Regions from separate parts of the Homo sapiens genome. Here region 2 is linked to region 1. A link is a loop called in an ENCODE intact Hi-C map of the cell type or tissue named here. Cell type or tissue: natural killer cell. All regions are shown on one strand. Each heading gives the region's core, and the rest is flanking DNA. Links, peaks and the distances in the headings are about the cores only. Region 1 overlaps RNF130 (ring finger protein 130). Region 2 has its middle 19 kb from the start of RNF130.

Region 1 (8,000 bases), core at 1-8,000:
TCAAGAAAGATTTAGCAGGTAAAACCGACAGAACCTCATGACTGACATGGAGGCACGAAGAGGGGGGTTTGAGGAGAGGTGCCCCCAGACTTCTGGCTCGGTGATGAGCCGTGTGAGAGCGCCTGCCATCACACTGCATTATGGAATAGCCAAAAGCAGAGAGCAGGTGCTGGTGGAAGCAGTCCAGTCTTCAGCAAGCTGACGTGAATGCATGTAGGTTATCTAATCAGAGACCTACAAATATTTAGGTAGATCATATTTTCCACCTCTGAACTTTGAACACCTCTTATAGCACAAGGACAAAATATCTCTTCTCTGTGTTAGGTATTAATGTCAATACCTTCACTGTAATTTTTCTTTGGACTTGGCTTCAGTATTACTACCTTCTTCTGAATTATCCTTTGAGTTTTTAATCAGTCCTTTAACATTTCCCATCACTTTGCGACAGGTAAACCTGTGACAGGTATAAGTGTCTATGTATGTGTGTACAATTTGATCTCTTCCTGGAATCTGTCTAAAAGCCACTATTTTTTTAAAATTTTTCATTCTAAGTCTATTTGCATCCGGCTAACTCTCAAGTACCTACGATGAGGTACAAAATTCTTCCATGAAGATCACTTTTTATTAAAGTCTCTTACCTTCACCTAAACACCATGCCATTAAGTCACTGTTTTTCAAGGTGTGGTCCATGGGGCAGATGCATTAAATCTACCTTGAATGCTTAGTAATATATAATAATAAAATCTATACTAACTAAGGTTTATTCGGTACATACCATGTGCTAGGTACTGTTCTAAGCCCTTCACAAGTACTGACTCGTGTTATCGTCACAATCATTTTATGAGAAAAGAACTATAATATCCCATTTTACAGAAGAGGAGATTGAGGCAGAGATTAAATAATTTGCCCACATCAAAGGCTAGTAAGTAGGCCCTATCCAGACTTGCTGAATTAAGGGGAGGAACGATCTTGGAAATTTGCAATTTTAAAAAGTGCTCCAGCCCCTAAAAGGAGCTCTCACATGATTCTTTTGTATACTAAAGTTTGAGACTCACTAAATGAAGTACAAACCCTGGTTTCAAAGCATTTTCCCGTAATACGCTACCCACTCACTGATATTCTCCGTACTTCACACTGTGCCCTATTCCTTTAATAATAAAACTCCTCAAATTTACACCTCATCACACACAGAATGTTAGAAATGACAAAACCACAGAAAGGCATCATTTTACAAAGGAGAAAAACCAAGCCCCAGAAAGAGATGAGGAGATCTGTCTGAAGTTACTAAAAGTATTCGGACTAGGACCATAGATCTCCTTTCCACTTCAGTTCTTCCTCCACTATAAAATGCTGAAAAGACTTTCTATAGCATACAGCTTGAGGGGTTTGTTAGGGGCCAGATTATCTTATCTCATCTGGTCAAAGCTGCAACAATAAACACCATTCTATATTTGAAAGCAAAGTGACAAAATGTTTGAATTGGCAGAAAACAAGTTAAAACAATTCTTACGGCTTAATCTAATAGGAATAGTTGGTTCAAAGCCAAATGGTTCAGAGTATATTGAGGATAGGTCACTTTGATGAAATTCATCTCAGGTTTTGCCATTCGGCAATCAGAACTCTCTCACAGAATTAGAGTAAGTCTGTATCTGCACAGAGTAGGGTTTTCTTTTTGTAAACACTGGTGAAATCTAGGTATAAAATCTTTCCCCAATGCAAAGTGCCTTGTAGTCTGCACCCTCCTTCATTCATTCACCACCATTTTTTCCCATTTTTTTTTCTCAAAAGAAGCCTCTGTTAACTCTTTTGCAAGACACCATCTGCCTGTGCCCAGATCACTCCTCTCCTCTCTACATAACCTTATTTTATTAATATCATCTTCCTTTGCTCTTCAATATTTCCTCTTTTCATAGCTCCTTCTCCCTAAGTCTCTCGCACCAGAAAAGAATTGTATATCACTCCACTGCTAAAAAACCGTACTGATGGCCCGGCGTGGTGGCTCGTGCCTGTAATCCCAGCACTTTGGGAGGCCGAGGCGGGTGGATCACCTATGGTCAGGAGTTTGAAACCAGCCTGGCCAACATGGCGAAACCCCGTCTCTACTAAAAATACAAAAATTAGTCGGGCCTGGTGGTGGGCACCTGTAATTCCAGCTACTCAGGAGGCTGAGGCAGGAGAATGGTCTGAACCTGGGAGGCGGAGCTTGCAGTGAGCTGTTAATCGAGCCACTGTACTCCAGCCTGGGCGACAGAACAAGCCTCTGTCTCAGAAAAACAACAACAACAACACCAACAGAAACCATATTGATTATAGAATAAAGCCTAACTTTCTTATGTGATTCATGCCCTTCATAGTCTAGTGACAATTTATTCATCTAATATCAGCTCAACACTCACAAGTCTCCTGCCCACTATTCCTGATGTTTCAGTCATTCAACTCTTTCATCTCTCTGTGGAAAATGATCCATTTGCCTGACTCTCCTTCATCTCCATCTGATGAAGTCTTAATTCATCCTTTAAAATTCAGCTCCAAGGTCACAACCTACCTTCTCTGTGAAGTGTCCTTGACTCCCTGAGAGTAATATCACTCTGCCCCCAAAGAATAACTCCTATACCACACAGTATTTTGACTGCATCTGTCATTGCAACAGAAGGTAAGCTCATTCTTGAATTCATTGAAATATTTACTGAGGCAGTGTGATGTGCCAGGCCCCATGCTAAACCCCAAGGATATAGAAATGAATTATCTTGCAAACACTATGATCTTAAGAGCATATTTTGTGCTTTAAAAAAATCAGATCTTAAGCCCCTGACATGTAATATTTAGAAGGTATATAATACAGTCTCTGTATATGAAAAGTGTTATTTATTTACAAAATGGCAGGACATGAAAAACAAGGTATCAGAGTATTTGCAGTATTTTTTTAAAACTGGTAAGATAATAACTTCTCAGCTCAAACATCTATTTCCCCTTTCCAGTTCTTCTGGAATTGTTAATCCTTAAGAAACATAATGAACAAAATTCACTCTGCCATCTAAAATGACAAAAGAAGTCTGTTTTGGGGCCATATAATCCTTTTCTGTAGGACAAATCTTGGCAGTATATACAATACTTCCTCTCTTCCAATGTGGAAGAAAAAAAAAAACCTTTTGAACCCACCAGTTTTCAAAGATTAACTGTACTCATGCAAAGTTTTAACCTTTCTCTGACACAGGAATGTTCCATATATTTCCACATTCTGACAGGCAAATGCATTCTCCAATTAGCTACTGACCTTTCATGATGAAAATGGGCAATAAGAGTGTATTTCATTTCAGCAACCCTGAGATACTTATAAAGTCAAAGAATATTATATACACATGTTATGGCAAGAAGCTTTTACAAATTTTAAATACCTTAAAAAGCACATGCATTTTCACTGGGAAGTTTTAAGAATACATTCTAAATATTCAGGAGTCCATTAAGTGGCAGAATATTTTACATCTGCCCCGTTCCTAAACAGTAAAATGAAAATTTCATTGTTCTGCTTTAGAAATTAAATTTGACCACTTTGAAATTAAAGGTGCAATATTAACCATGTAACTGTTAAACATTTTACATTTTTCAGAAAATCCTTAAGCATTTATTCAAAATAAAGGTAACAAACATCTACCGTTTTGTGTAAAATAACTATCAGTGACTTAATTTGACAGCGACATTTAAGTTTACCATCAGTGGTAGTTTGAACTATCTACACCTATAGATAGTAATTAGATACATTCTGACAGTTTTCCAGGAAGAGCAAACCACAGACACTTAGTCATGAACTGAAAAGCCAAAGCATTAGATTCTTATATCACATGCAAAATGTTCTCAATTGTGAGCATTTTACTATGCTTAGAAAGTTATTTACAATATATGGATCTCTTTGGTAGCATGTTCTACAGGAAGAACTGCTTCATGATAACAGTTTGTGGGGGCCAGGTGTGGAGGTTCATGCCTGTCATTCCAGCACTTTGGGAGGCTGAGGCAGGAGGATCACATGAGGTAAGGAGTTTGAGACCAGCCTGGCCAACATGGTGAAATCCCATCTCTACTAAAAATACAAAAATTAGCCAGGCATGGTGACACACATCTTTAGTCCCAGCTACGTGTGAGGCTGAGGCAGGAGAATTGCTTAAGCCGAGGAGGCAGAGGTTGCAGTGAGCCAAGATCGCGCCACTGCACTCCAGCCTGGGTGACAGAGTGAGACCCAGTCTCAAAAAACAAAAACAAAAACAGTTTGTGAGAGAAAATCAGAGTCTGTCCTTAAACTCACTGGTTTTCCTTTGCTAATATTATGGCTTCTCTTTTAAAATAGCCAAAGGTTTCAACCAGTCTAGCTGCTGCCACCTTCTTATTAAACTTTAATAAGCTAAGCTTTTTAAGCCACATAAAAATTTCATCAAGCATTTGTCAACCTTGGGGAAAACGGAAGGAGGAAAAAAGGTCAGAACATCACTTTCCACCACAGTAGCATCTGGAGAGACGCTTTGGAAGGATCCTGCATGCAGTCAGCCGCAAAATAAATGCTAGGAAACAAGCTCGCAGTTTGTGGCCTGCACCAGATGGTGATTATGTTTCCTCCTTCATCAGCCCCGGCCCCACACTGGGTGCTAATTAAAGCACTATCTTCCAATAGCAGGCTCCTGGGACAACCGTGAGCCTTTGTTCCAACGTCCTCAGGGTGAGCTACACCCAGTCCACTAACACAGGCTTGCCTGTCAACAACACCACTCCAGAGCAGCTCCTTCTCATTTTACTTTCAGTGTTTCGTATGTCAACATATTTTAAAAACAAATCTTTTAGTTTTTTTTTTTTTTTTTTTTAACAGGTATATTACATGTTATAGGAGGGAAAAGGAGGTGGGCTGCCTGGGGCCCTCAAGACATGAGAAACGGGTGGTGGCTTCCAAGCTTCCTTACTTCCCCCATAGATTCCTGACAATGTGCTGCAGAAGCCTCCAACCTGGAACAGCCAACAGGACCAGAGCAGCCCACCACCCGACCCCAGAAAAAGCCGAGAAAAGCCCAACTCCGCTAGCCAAAGTACCAAGAGAAGGATGGCCTAACATCAGAAAACACTTGCAGTAATATTCATTCTACTCCAGCCAGGCGCCAAGGGCAAAATCACAATCCTCCTCCCACCCTGGTCTCACAGAGCCCAGTGGGAATAGGCTCTCCCAGCCCGGCTCCTCAGGAAGAAAAGCTGTGCCCACTGGTCTAATTAACACCCAGAGAACATGCCACCCAACAGCAGAATATTTTTTCTAAGCACCAATGAAACACTGACTAAGACAAACTACATCCTACATCATAAAACAAACTTCAAGAAACAGAAGAGAACTGAAATCATAGAGTATTTCTCTGAGCATAATGGAATCAAACCAGAAATCAGTAACACTAAGATAATAGTAAAATCTTGGCAGGACACAGTGGCTCATGTCTGTAATCCCAGCACTTTGGGAGGCTGAGGTGCACAGATCGCTTGAGGTCAGGAGTTCAAGACCAGCCTGGGCAACACAGTGAAACCTCATCTCTACCAAAAAATACAAGTTAGCCGGACACGGTGGCATGCGCCTGTAATCGCAGCTACTCGGGAGGCAGAGGTCAGAGAATCACTTGAACCCGGGAGGTGGAGGTTGCAGTGAGCTGAGATCGTATCACTGCACTCCAGCCTGGGTGACAGAGTAAGACCCTCTCTCAAAAGGAAAAAAAAAAAAGTAAAATATCTAAACTACTGGAAATTCAATAACATACTTCTCAGTAATGTATGGGTAAAAGAAGAAGTCTCAAAAGAAAAAAATACATAGGACTGAATGAAAATGAAAATACAGCATATCAAAATATGTGAGGCATAGCCTTAAAGAAGTGCTGAGAGAGAAATTTATAGCACTTAATTCTTACATTAGAAAACAGGAAAGCCTTCAAATAAACTAATCACAGACTTAAATGTAAAACATAATATAAAACTTCCAGGAAAAATAGTAGAAAATCTTTGGGATATCTAGGGATAAGTAAAGAATTTTTAGACTTGACACCAAAAGCACAATTCATAAAAGAAAAAATTAATAAACCATAAAAATTAGAAATTTTTGCTTTTCAAAGACCTTGTTAAGAGGTTGAACAAAACAAAATACAGACTGGGAGATAATCTCTGCAAGCCACATATTTGACGAAGGACTTGTATCTGGAATACATAAAAAGCTCTCAAAATTCAACAGTGAAAAACAATCTAGGTAGAAAATGGGCAAAAGACATGAATGGATATTTCACTGAAGAGGATATACGGATGGCAAACAAGCACATAAAAAATGTCTAATTAGAGAAATGCAAACTAAAACCACAAGAGATGTTACTACACAACTCAACAATCACAAGAGATGAAAACACCAAGTGCTGTCGAGAGTGTGGAGGAACTGGATCAGTCATACATTTCTAGCAGGAATGCAAAATGGTATGGCCACTTTGCAAAATGAGTCTAACAGTTTCCTACAGAACTAAATATGCACTTATCTTAACAGCCCAAAAACTTCACTCTTGGAATTTACACTGAACTCAGAAATTACACATTTATCCCAGGGAAACGAAAACTCATGTTTACACCAAAACCTGTATGTGATTGTTCACAGCTGCTTTATTTGTAATAGCCAAAATCTGAAAACATCCCAGATATCCTTCAATGAGCGAGCAATTAAACAAACGGTGGTACATCCAAACCATGGGATATAGTTCGGCCATAAAAAGGAATAAATGACTGATACACATAACAACTTGAAAGTATCTTGGCCGGGCGCAGTGGCTCACGCCTGTAATCCCAGCACTTTGGGAGGCTGAGGTGGGCGGATCACAAGGTCAGGAGATCGAGACCATCCTGGCTAACACGGTGAAACCCCATCTCTACTAAAAATACAAAAAATTAGCCAGGCACGGTGGCAGGCACCTGTAGTCCCAGCTACTCCGGAGGCTGAGGCAGGAGAATGGCGTGAACCTGGGAGGCGGAGCTTGCAGTAAGCTGAGATCCAGCCGCTGCACTCCAGCCTCGGCGACAGTGAGACTACATCTCAAAAAAAAAAAAAAAAAAAAAAAAAAAAGTATCTCAAGGTAATTATGCTGAGTGAGGAAGTGAAGAATTCCAAACTCTAGAGGTTACATACTATATGATTCCACCTATATAACATTTTTTTCTTTATTTTTTTGAAACAGAGTCTCACTCTGTCACCCAGGCTGGAGTGCAGTGGTACGATCATGGCTCACTGCAGCCTCTGCCTCCCAAGTTCAAGCAATTCTCGTGCTTCAGCCTCCTGAATGGATGGGACTACAGGCGCATGGCACCTTGCCCAGCTACATTTTTGTATTTTTAGTGGAGATGGGGTTTGCCATGTTGGCCAGGCTGGTCTTGAACTCCTGACCTCAAGTGATCCACCTGCCTTGGCTTCCCAAAGTGCCGGGATTACAGGTGTGAGCCACCGTGCCTGGCCCATGATTCCACCTATTTAACATTCTTGAAATGACAAAACTATAGAGATGAGAAACAGATTCCTGGTAGATTAGGGAAGGGGGAAGGAGGGAGGTGGCTGTGGTTATAAAAGAGTAGCACAAGGGTTCCTTGTGATGGAACTGGTCTGTATCCTGACCGTGTTGTTGGTCATGTGAATCTACACATGCGATAAAACTACACAGACTAAAGACAGACACACACATACACAAATAAGTACACATTAAACTGGAGAGGTGGGGAGATTTCAGTGTATTTAGGAAGATCAGTGGATTGCATCCATGCCAATTTCCAGGTTATGATACTGACCACAGTTATACATGTTGTTACCACAAGGAGAAATGAGTGAAGGGGATAAGAGACATCTTTGTATTTGTATTATCTCTTACAAATGCAAGCAAATCTACATTTTCACAAAACGCATATAACCTGAAACTAATCACGAAGGAACACAACACGTCGGATAAACTCAAATACAAAATAAT
Region 2 (9,390 bases), core at 568-8,567, 84 kb after region 1:
TTAGTTTTTTTTTTTTTTTTTTTGAGGCAGAGTTTTGCTGTTGTTGCCCAGGCTGGAGTGCAATGGCACGATCTTGGCTCACTGCAACTTCCACCTCCCGGGTTCAAGCGATTCTCCTGCCTCAGCCTCCCGAGTAGCTGGGATTACAGGCATGCGCCACCACGCCCGGCTAATTTTGTATTTTTAGTAGAGATGGGGTTTCTCCATGTTGGTCAGGCTGGTCTCAAACTCCCTACCTCAGGTGATCCACCCGCCTCGGCCTCCCAAAGTGCTGGGATTACAGGCGTGAGCCACTGCACCCGGCCTAGTTTTCTTTTTATGCGTTACTTCTTTAAGTTTTTTCATCAAAAATAATTTGACTGCCACAAATACATTATCTCCATTTGGAACAATTGTACACTTTTTCTTTGCTTCATTTATACCAACATATGCAGGAAGTTCATCAGAAGAATCCCTGAAATACCCCATGTGGTACTGAGTTTTATTATCTCCAATAATGACGGTCTGGAACTCAGGAGGATCATGGTAAAACCTCCAATGAAGGCTAACATTCAGGCCTGTTGAATTTTTCTTAATTTTATGTTTTCCAGCAAGGATATCATAAGGACCACCTAACTGAAGTCCGAGGCTTGCAGAAAGTGATCAGCTGGCTTTTCAGGATCAAGTTCTTCAAAGAACTTCCAGAAACGATCGGAATCTTCAGGTGAAGAGAGCTTATAATGATTTTCTACTTCTTGTCGAAGACCACATCAGCTTCATAGAATTTACTTTTCTTCACATTAACCATTTTTTCACAGGCCCCTCCCCGCTGGGCTTGCACTTCCTCCCACCGCCGACCATTCTGCAGCCGCAGTGCCTTTTTTTTTTTTTTTTTACACAGGATCTGGCTCTGCTGCCCAGGCTGGAGGGCAGTGGCACAATCATAGCTCACTGCAGCCTCAAACTCCCAGGCTCAAGCCATGCTCCTGACCCAGCCTTCTGAGTAGATAAGGCTACAGCCACGCCCCACCATGCCTGGATGCTTTTTCGTTGTTGTTGAGACACGGTCTTGCTATGCTGCCCAGGCTGGCCTGGAACTCCTGGCCTCAAGTGATCCTCCCACCTCAGCCTCCCAAAGCATTCAGGTTACAAGTGTGAGCCACTGTGCCTGGCCTTCTCTTCCTTTTCTCTCCCATTTCACCCTCTTCCTCCCCTACCACTCTGTTCTTCCATCACCTGTTTTCTTTTACCCTCTCCTGCTTTCTGACTCCACCCCACACAGGTTTCATCAGTTAATTTTAAATAAACCTTAGCATTGGCTATACAGGTTGGGCAGATGACTATACCTCTTTAAACCTCAACTTTTTAATCCTTAAAATGGGAGAATCGGCCAGGCGCAGTGGCTCACGCCTGTAATCCCAGCACTTTGGGAGGCTGAGGTGGGCGGATCACCCAAGGTCAGGAGTTTGAGACCGGCCTGACCAGCATAGTGAAACCCTGTCTCCACTAAAAAATACAAAAAAATAATTACCCGGGCATGGTGGTGGGCACCTGTAATCCCAGCTACTCGGGAGGCTGAGGCAGGAGAATCCTTTGAATCCAGGAGGCAGAGGTTGCAGTGAGCCGAAATTGCACCACTGCACTCCAGCCTGAGCAACAGAGCAAGACTCCATCTCAAAAAAATAAAAAATAAAATAAAATAAATGGGAGAATTAACATTCGTCGTAATTAGGGAGGTTAAATATTACATTTTGGATTCTGAAGCTGGCCAAGATGAAGTAAGAGACCACTACAATCCATCCATGCCGCTGTCTAGGGACAAAATCAACAAGTCACTAGCTAAGGACTCTGCAGTGTTAACAATAGCAGGTGGATAGGAGAGAAGAGCTGAAACTTGAAGAATGACCTATTCAAGGGCAAGTTTCCCAGTTGCTTTTTCTTTCTTGTCTCCCAGTTTTGAACTGAGGTCAGCCCCAGTATAGAACAGTGCAGCATGTATGGGCAGAAAAAACTTCAAGAGAACCATCTGTGAGTGGAAAAAACACAAACCGTTTTTCCTCTGCTCCCACGCCACAGTAAGCAACACAGAAGGCTTCGGTGACCAAATGTTGGGGGTTTCTCCCCACACATCAGCAAGCAAGCAACCAATTCTGCATTAGGCACCAGCTGGGTGTCCTCTATATTCTAATGCTATCTACCTGGAGAGAGCGTCAGAGCCCACAGGGTGGGGCTCAGTCCCCAAGACTGCCTCCACTTCTGATGCCACTCCCAAGTCAGGGCCTCAGGAACTTCTGAGGGACCGGCTTCAAGTTGGGGTTCCCATGACGCCCTCCTTGCGTTCAATTAATTTGCGAGAGTGGCTCACAGAACTCGGGGACACACTTACATTTGCTGGTTTATTATAAAGGGTATTGGGAAGAATACAGATGAAGAGATGCCTGGGCAAGGCATGGGGAAAGGGGCACGAAGGTTCTACCCCTCCCTGGGCACGCGGCCCTCCAGGAACCTCCATGTGTTCAGCTATCCTGGAGGTTATACGGAGGCTTCATTTCTTGGGCGTGGCTGGTGAAATCACTGGCCATGGGTGACCAACTTAACCTTCAGCCCCTCTCCGCTCCCCGGAGGCTGGGGGGTGAGGCTGAAAGTCCCAGGCCTCTAGTCCTGCCTTGGTCCTTCTGGTGACCAGCCCCATCCTGGAGCTACCTGGGGGCTGCCCGCCTTCACCCACCTCTTTAGCATATGAAAGACACTACTGTGGAGATTCTGAGGATTCTAGCAGTTGTAGGCCAGGAAGCCCGGATGAAGACCAAATGTATATTTGATAAGATCACAGCCACATTTTGTGTAGCATTCATCCACTGAAGTACATTTTGTTTGTTCCCCACTCCTCGGCTATTGTGAGCAGTGTGGCTATGTACATTTGTGTGCAAGTTTTTGTGTGACTGTATGTTGTCATTTCTTTTGGAATGGAATACCTAGGAGGGTGGAGTTGCTGGGTCACGTGGTCATGTTTAATTTTCTCTAGATCTTATCACTTTCTGAAATTATTACTTTTCTTTTATGTATTTTTTTTTTTTTGAGACAGAGTCTTGCTCTGTCGCCAGCTGGAGTGCAATGGCCCTATCTCAGCTTACTGCAAACTCCGACAGGTTCAAGTGATTCTCCTGCCTCAGCCTCCCGAGTAGCTGGGATTACAGGCGCGTGCCACCACGCCCAGCTGATTTTTATATTTTTTGTAGAGATGGGATTTCACCATGTTGGCCAGGCTGGTCTAGAACTCCTGACCTCAGGTGATCTGCCCACCTTGGCTTCCCAAAGTGCTGGGATTACAGGCGTGAGCCACCACATCCACCTATTACTTGTTTATTGACTGTCTCTACAGGGGGCTGGGACTGGGATGAAGTGAGTGAGATGGTTGCCTCAGGTGGAAAATTGGAGAAGGGTCCTCAAAATCTCAGTCATCAGCATAAATAATATTTTAATACAATATTTTCAAAAGTCAAAGACAAGGTCAGTCAGAGGACTGGAGCCTGAGGCCAAAAGAAAAATCCAATCCGGCCAGGCGCGGTGGTTCACGCCTGTAATCCCAGCACTTTGGGAGGATGAGGTGGGGGGATCACGAAGTCAGGAGTTCGAGACCAGCCTGGCCAATATGGTGAAACCCCGTCTCTACTAAAGATGCAAAAAATTAGCCAAACATGGCGGCGGGCGCCTGTAATCCCAGCTACTCAGGAGGCTGAGGCAGGAGAATCGCTTGAACTCGGGAGGCGGAGGTTGCAGTGAGCAGAGATGGCGCCGCTGCTCTCCAGCCTGGGCGACGGGGAGAGACTCCGTCAAAAAAAAAAAAAATCCAATCCTGTCTTTATTTAAAATGTTGATATTTTGTTCATGGACTTTTTCATTAACTTTAACTTTTAAAAACATGGCATTAAAATATTGCGCACCTCGACGGCTGCGTTTTCCGGTCTCTCCGGCGTTTTGCGCGGGAGGAGAGTGAGGCGCTTTCTCGCCCACATCCCCCGCGGGGGTCGCGAGGGCTCTCCCTCAGCTCAGCCGCGGGCTCTCAGGAGGCTCAGGTCTGGCTGAAGGGAAGGATTGTTTGGGAGCAGGAACTATAATCAGCCTTGATTTTAGGTCAGGCTTTCGTGCTGGGAGGCCCGCCCTAAAATCAAAACGCGAGAAAAACCTCAGGAGGTGGGAGCAGCTGAGGCCAGACCTGGGGGAGGGTCCGTGAGGGGAAGGAGGGAGCAGATCCCAAGGCATCTCGGCGGAGAAAGGGACGCAGGTCGGTGGGCGATTGCTGGGGGCGGGGTGGGGAGGAGCGCTGCCGCCGGAGGAGCGCGAAGGAGCAAATCTGACGCCCAGCACTCGGGACGCCCAGCGCGGCGTCAGGGGCCCCCTGTGCCCCGGATTCCTGCCGGGCTGAGTGGGCGGTGCCGGAGGGAGGGCGCCCCCTGGCGGTTCGGCGCGGGCCGGCGACGGCCTCGGCTTCTTTTTTTTTTTTTTTGAGACGTGGTCTCGCTGTGTCTGGAGTGCAGTGGCGAGATCTCGGCTCACTGCAACCTCCGCCTCCCGGGTTCAAGCCATTCTCCTGCCTCAGCCTCCTGAGTAGCTGGGAGTACAGGCGTGTGCCACCACGCCCGGCTAATTTTTGAGTTTTTAGTAGAAAAGGGGTTTCACCTTGTTGGCCAGGCTGGTCTCGAACTCCTGACCGCAAATGATCCCCACCCCCCCCCCCCACCTCCGCCTCCCAAAGGGCTGGGATTACAGGCGTGAGCCACCGCCCCCGGCCCCTTGGCCTCTTAAGTAAGCAACTTCCCAGGGATGCCAAGGCACGGGAGAGAATCAGGATAAACAAGGCAGTATTTAAAAAAATTAAATCAGTAAGCTATTGCCCACAGGCTGGCTGCCTGTTTTGATAAGTAAAGTTTTACTGGCAAACTGGCAAAAAATAGAGAGCAAAGGCCTCAGGTGCAGGCCACGTGCCAGGGAAAAGCATGAGACTTAACTGGGCTATTTTAACGCAGTCTGTTTCACCTGCAAGGTGATGCCTCTGATGTTGCTCCTCAGGGGGAGCCTTGGGCATGCTCACAGTCATCCTGGGGTGGCGGTGGCTTTAGCAGGGCTCTCTTTGGCTGTCCCTTTCCCTCGTAATTCTGTTAACTGTCTGCCTTTGTTGGTCTCGCACCAGCTGTTAGGCGCCACCAACTGCTGGATGATGGTTCTACTGTTAAGACCAGGTCCTGGGACCAACATTTCTCCACAGTTTGATTCAATTAAATGCAGGTGCCTCTGCAGGGGCAGTGTTCCAGGTCAGTCTTCGAGGTTCATTCTGACCCCAGAGGGCTCTTTGTGGCTGCTTTCTCCATGGTTCTATCTGGTAAATTGGCTGGCTTATGGTTTAGCTTGTTGCTCTGTTGAAGCTACTAGTTATCTGTTAATCGCTTACCAACACGATCTCTACTGTTTTTGTTTTGTTTTTAGACAGTCCAGCTCTGTCGCCGAGGCTGGAGTGCAGCGGCACAATCTCGGCTCACTGCAACCTCTGTCTCTTGGGTTGAAACGATTCTCCTGCCTCAGCCTCCCAAGTAGCTGGGATTACAGGCGTGTGCCACCACACCAGGCTAATTTTTTATATTTTTGGTAAAGACGGAGTTTCACCATGCTGGCCAGGCTGGCCTCAAAATTCTGAGCTCGGGTGATCCACCTGCCTCAGCCTCTTAAAGTGCTAGGATTACAGGCGTCGGCCTCCACACCTAGCCTCTCTTGTTTTTTGAGTGCCCTTAGCCTTGAACTTACCTACACTGTGTTCAAATAAAGGCAATTCCTTTGGGGAGAGCTTAGAAGCTGTCTGTCCTGTGCCTTGCCTCTCCTCTCCTGGGCAAAATTTCTCAGTCACTGCTTCACTGTGGGTGGTAGGGACAACGGCCCACTTTCTCAGAGTGACACCCTTGCTTGATGAGTGGACTGGGTGGGGACTGCGGCCTCTGATCTTCCTGGCTTGCCTCTCCCAGCATGGAATTTCCACCCTGAGTGAGCTGGAGCCAGCCTGACTCGGTGTGCTCAGACTGAAGCACCTAGGGCAGAGTCTCCACTCTGCAATGGAAGGGCTGAGTGGAGGAGGGGGCCCTGACCTCTCAGCTGCACTTGCTCCAGATTTAGCTTCTAACACAGAGCTGGGCTTGCGGAGAGAGATGCTGGAAGCCTGCCCCTCCCGTGGGGATATGGTAGCCTTGCCTGGGAGCTGGGGGACAGAGAGCTTTGTGTTGTTGACTGCACCCACCTGGCACAGAGCTTTTGTCACTCTGAGCTGAGAGTAAGGATGGAGGAAGTGGTAATAGTTCAAATTTCATAGTGCTCACTGTTCTTACTGAGCTTCAGTAGATTTTTTCTTGAATCAGTTTTTCTTCATTTGGTCTATTATTTTAAGACAACTTCCGGGCCGGGCGTGGTGGCTCACGCCTGTAATCCCAGCATTTGGGAGACCGAGGCAGGCGGATCACGAGGTCAGGAGTTCGAGACCAGCCTGACCAACATGGTGAAACCCCGTCTCTACTAAAAATACAAAAAAAACATAGCCAGGCATGGTGGTGGGCGCCTGTAATCCCAGCTACTCAGGAGGCTGAGGCAGGAGAATTGCTTGAACCCGGGAGGCGGAGGTTGCAGTGAGCCAGATTGTGACACTGCACTCCAGCCTGGGCAACAGAGTGAGACTCTGTCTCAAAAAAAAAAAAAAAAAAAAGACAATTTCTGGAGGCTTAAAAAAATCCTTTTTACCCCTTGCACTCGTTTTGCTGGGAAGGGGGTCCGTAGGTTTCCCTCGGCTCCTCTCCTCTGCCTGCCCTTTGAGATTCCTGCTCCTGATGCTTGGCAAATACCCTTCATCCTCACGGCCCTGAGGAGCTCCCCGGCTCTCCCTCCCTGGGCCTGGGCCCCAGGGTGTTTCCTCCTCTGGTAGCTGCGTGTGTCTGAGATGCTATTATTTTGGAGGAACATCACATTTGAGAGAGACCCACCTTTTGCTGTCTGTGTACTCCCCTTCCCTGTTTTCCTGCTCATTTCTTTGGGTGCAGAGCTCTCTTGCTAGGCCATAGGCCCTCTCAGCTTTGGGAGCTCTACCCTACTCCCTACAGTGATTTACTGTACTTTTTGGTTGTAAAATGTTTTTCTGGGGGGATGGGAGACAGGGTCTCATTCTATCACTCAGGCTGGAGGGCAGTGGCTCAATTATAGCTCGCCGCAGCCTTGAACTCCTGGGCTCAAGCTATTCCCCTCCCTCGGCCTCCCAAGTAGCTGGGACTACAGGTGTGCGCCACTACGCCTGGCTAATTTTTAAATTTTTTGTAGAGACAAGGTCTCCCTATGTTGCCCAGGCTGGTCTTGAACGCCTGGCCTCAAGTTATCCTCCTGCCTCCCAAAGTGCTGGAACTGCAGGCATGAGCCACCATGCCCAGCTTAAAATCCATTTAAAAAAAATCAAAGTAGTACTTAAAGGTAATTTATAGTGTTAAGAGGCTTTTAACAGAAGCTGCCATTCCCACTCCCCCTTCCTTTCATGTTTTCTGTTCCGCAGAGGCGTTTGGGCTTCTCCTGGAGCCCTGTCCTCCCACTGGCTGTCATCTGCTGGGTGCTGATAAGAGGCTGTCTCCCAGGACTTCCTGTTCTCTCCCTGCGTTGGGTCCTGTGACTGCTGACCCACATCATCTTTCTTGGTTTATTTCCTCATTTTGGTGGCATATGTCTTGCTGCAGGAACATAATCCTGATGCTAAGCGTTGGCAAGGATTTGTGGGGCCACTTAACCATGCTGGTGGGCTGGTACGTCCATTGTGGGGTGAGGGTGCCTTTCCACGTCAGTACATGAAGCATCCTTATTACAGCTGCAGAGTATTCAATGGGGAGGCACACAGGGATGTGTTTTCCTGGCTTCCTATTTATGGACAAGGGTTGTTTCCAATCTTTTGCTGTCAAACACTGCTGTGACGAATAGCCATATGCAGACTTCATTTGAAGGTGTGTAAGGGTGAAGGGAAGATTACTTGCTGGAGGTGACATTGCCATGTCACAGCATCCACATATTTGTAATTTGTTGTTGTTGTTTTGAGACGAAGTCTTGCTCTTGTTTCCCAGGCTGGAATACAGTGGCACGATCTCAGCTCACTGCAACCTCTGCCCCCAGGGTTCAAGTGATTCTCCTGCCTCAGCCTCCCGAATAGCTGGGATTACAGGCATGCGCCACCACACAAGGCTAATTTTATGTATTTTTTAGTAGAGATGGGGTTTCACCATGTTGGCCAGGCTGGTCTCGAACTCCAGACCTCAGGTGATCCGCCCGCCTCGGCCTCCCAAAGTGCTGGGATTACAGACATGAGCCACCACGCCCGGCCTGTAATTTTGATGGCAACCGCCAAATCCACCTCCATGGGAGAGCATCAATTTACACTCCAAACAGCAATGACGAGTGCTTGTTTCCCCAGCTGTGCTTCAAAACATTACTATTAGTTTTCTGTCAATCTAAGAGGTAAAAATGGCAAATCAGTGTGGTCGTCTTTCAGAGAACTTGAAAGTTTCTATCACCGTGAGCATCTTTTGTTTGTTTGTTTGGTTTGGTTTGGTTTTTTTGAGACGGAGTCTCGCTCTGCCGCCCAGGCTGGAGTGCAGTGGCGGGATCTCGGTTCACTGCAAGCTCCGCCTCCCGGGTTCACGCCATTCTCCTGTCTCAGCCTCCCAAGTAGCTGGGACTACAGGCACCTGCCACCACGCCCAGCTAATTTTTTGTATTTTTAGTAGAGACGGGGTTTCACTGTGTTAGCCAGGATGGTCTTGATCTCCTGACCTCGTGATCCACCCATCTCGGCCTCCCAAAGTGCTGGGATTACAGGCGTGAGCCACCACGCCCGGCCATCGTGAGCATCTTTTTACATGTTCGAGCTATGTACATTTCCTCTTCTGTGAACCGTTTCTTACCCATTTTTCCATTGGATAGTTGGTCTTTCCATCTGCTTTGGAATCATCTTCAGGCAGACTTTCATCCCCAACATTTCACTGAAATTCCTTCTTTTGAGGTCACTATTGATGTCCACATTGCCCAATCCCCAGGCCAGCTCTTGGTTCTTATTGGATGTTCTCAGCAGCATGTGACACAGCTGGGTGGCTGCTGCTTCTCGAGTCTTTCTTTAACAGCTTCTGTCTCTTCCGTGGTTTCCTTCTTAACTTCCAGAAACTCTCAATGCCCTTGATGGATTTTCCTTATTTCTTCAACCTCTAAACATCTGAATTTCCAGGGCTCAGTTACCTTCTCTCTGAGTGTTGACCCGTAGACCCTTTATCCAGGTCTTCAGTAGCCTCCTGGCAGGTTTCCTGCAAAGGGTCTCGATGTGTAAGATCAAACGATCAACTATAAAGACGTGTT

What was found. A loop is a pair of places that touch in the nucleus more often than their neighbours do. Peaks named below come from ENCODE experiments on the same cell type or tissue, not always from the same donor. Only the 100,000 strongest peaks of a DNase experiment are listed, where the experiment ranks them.
Region 2: it touches region 1 in a loop (3-fold over the local background); 8 of 110 quality-filtered maps call a loop at or near these places.

What each region holds. Positions count from the first base shown.
Region 1 is chr5:180,003,162-180,011,161 of GRCh38, forward strand. The region is part of intron 3 of RNF130 (ring finger protein 130); the gene reads right to left. Among named protein-coding and RNA genes, the nearest start is that of MIR340, 8.2 kb to the right of the region's middle. RefSeq lists an enhancer at 4,389-4,890. In natural killer cell, for the core only: no CTCF peak of the experiment used is centred there; no DNase peak of the experiment used is centred there; H3K27ac peaks cover 1,054 bases.
Region 2 is chr5:180,086,199-180,095,588 of GRCh38, forward strand. It overlaps the pseudogene LOC646058. Among named protein-coding and RNA genes, the nearest start is that of RNF130, 19 kb to the left of the region's middle. RefSeq lists a silencer at 4,329-4,458, an enhancer at 7,536-7,680 and a cis regulatory region at 7,600-7,617. In natural killer cell, for the core only: CTCF peaks have their summits at 4,421 (motif pointing left) and 4,624; DNase peaks (open chromatin) are centred at 4,403 and 5,093; H3K4me3 peaks cover 538 bases; H3K27me3 peaks cover 165 bases.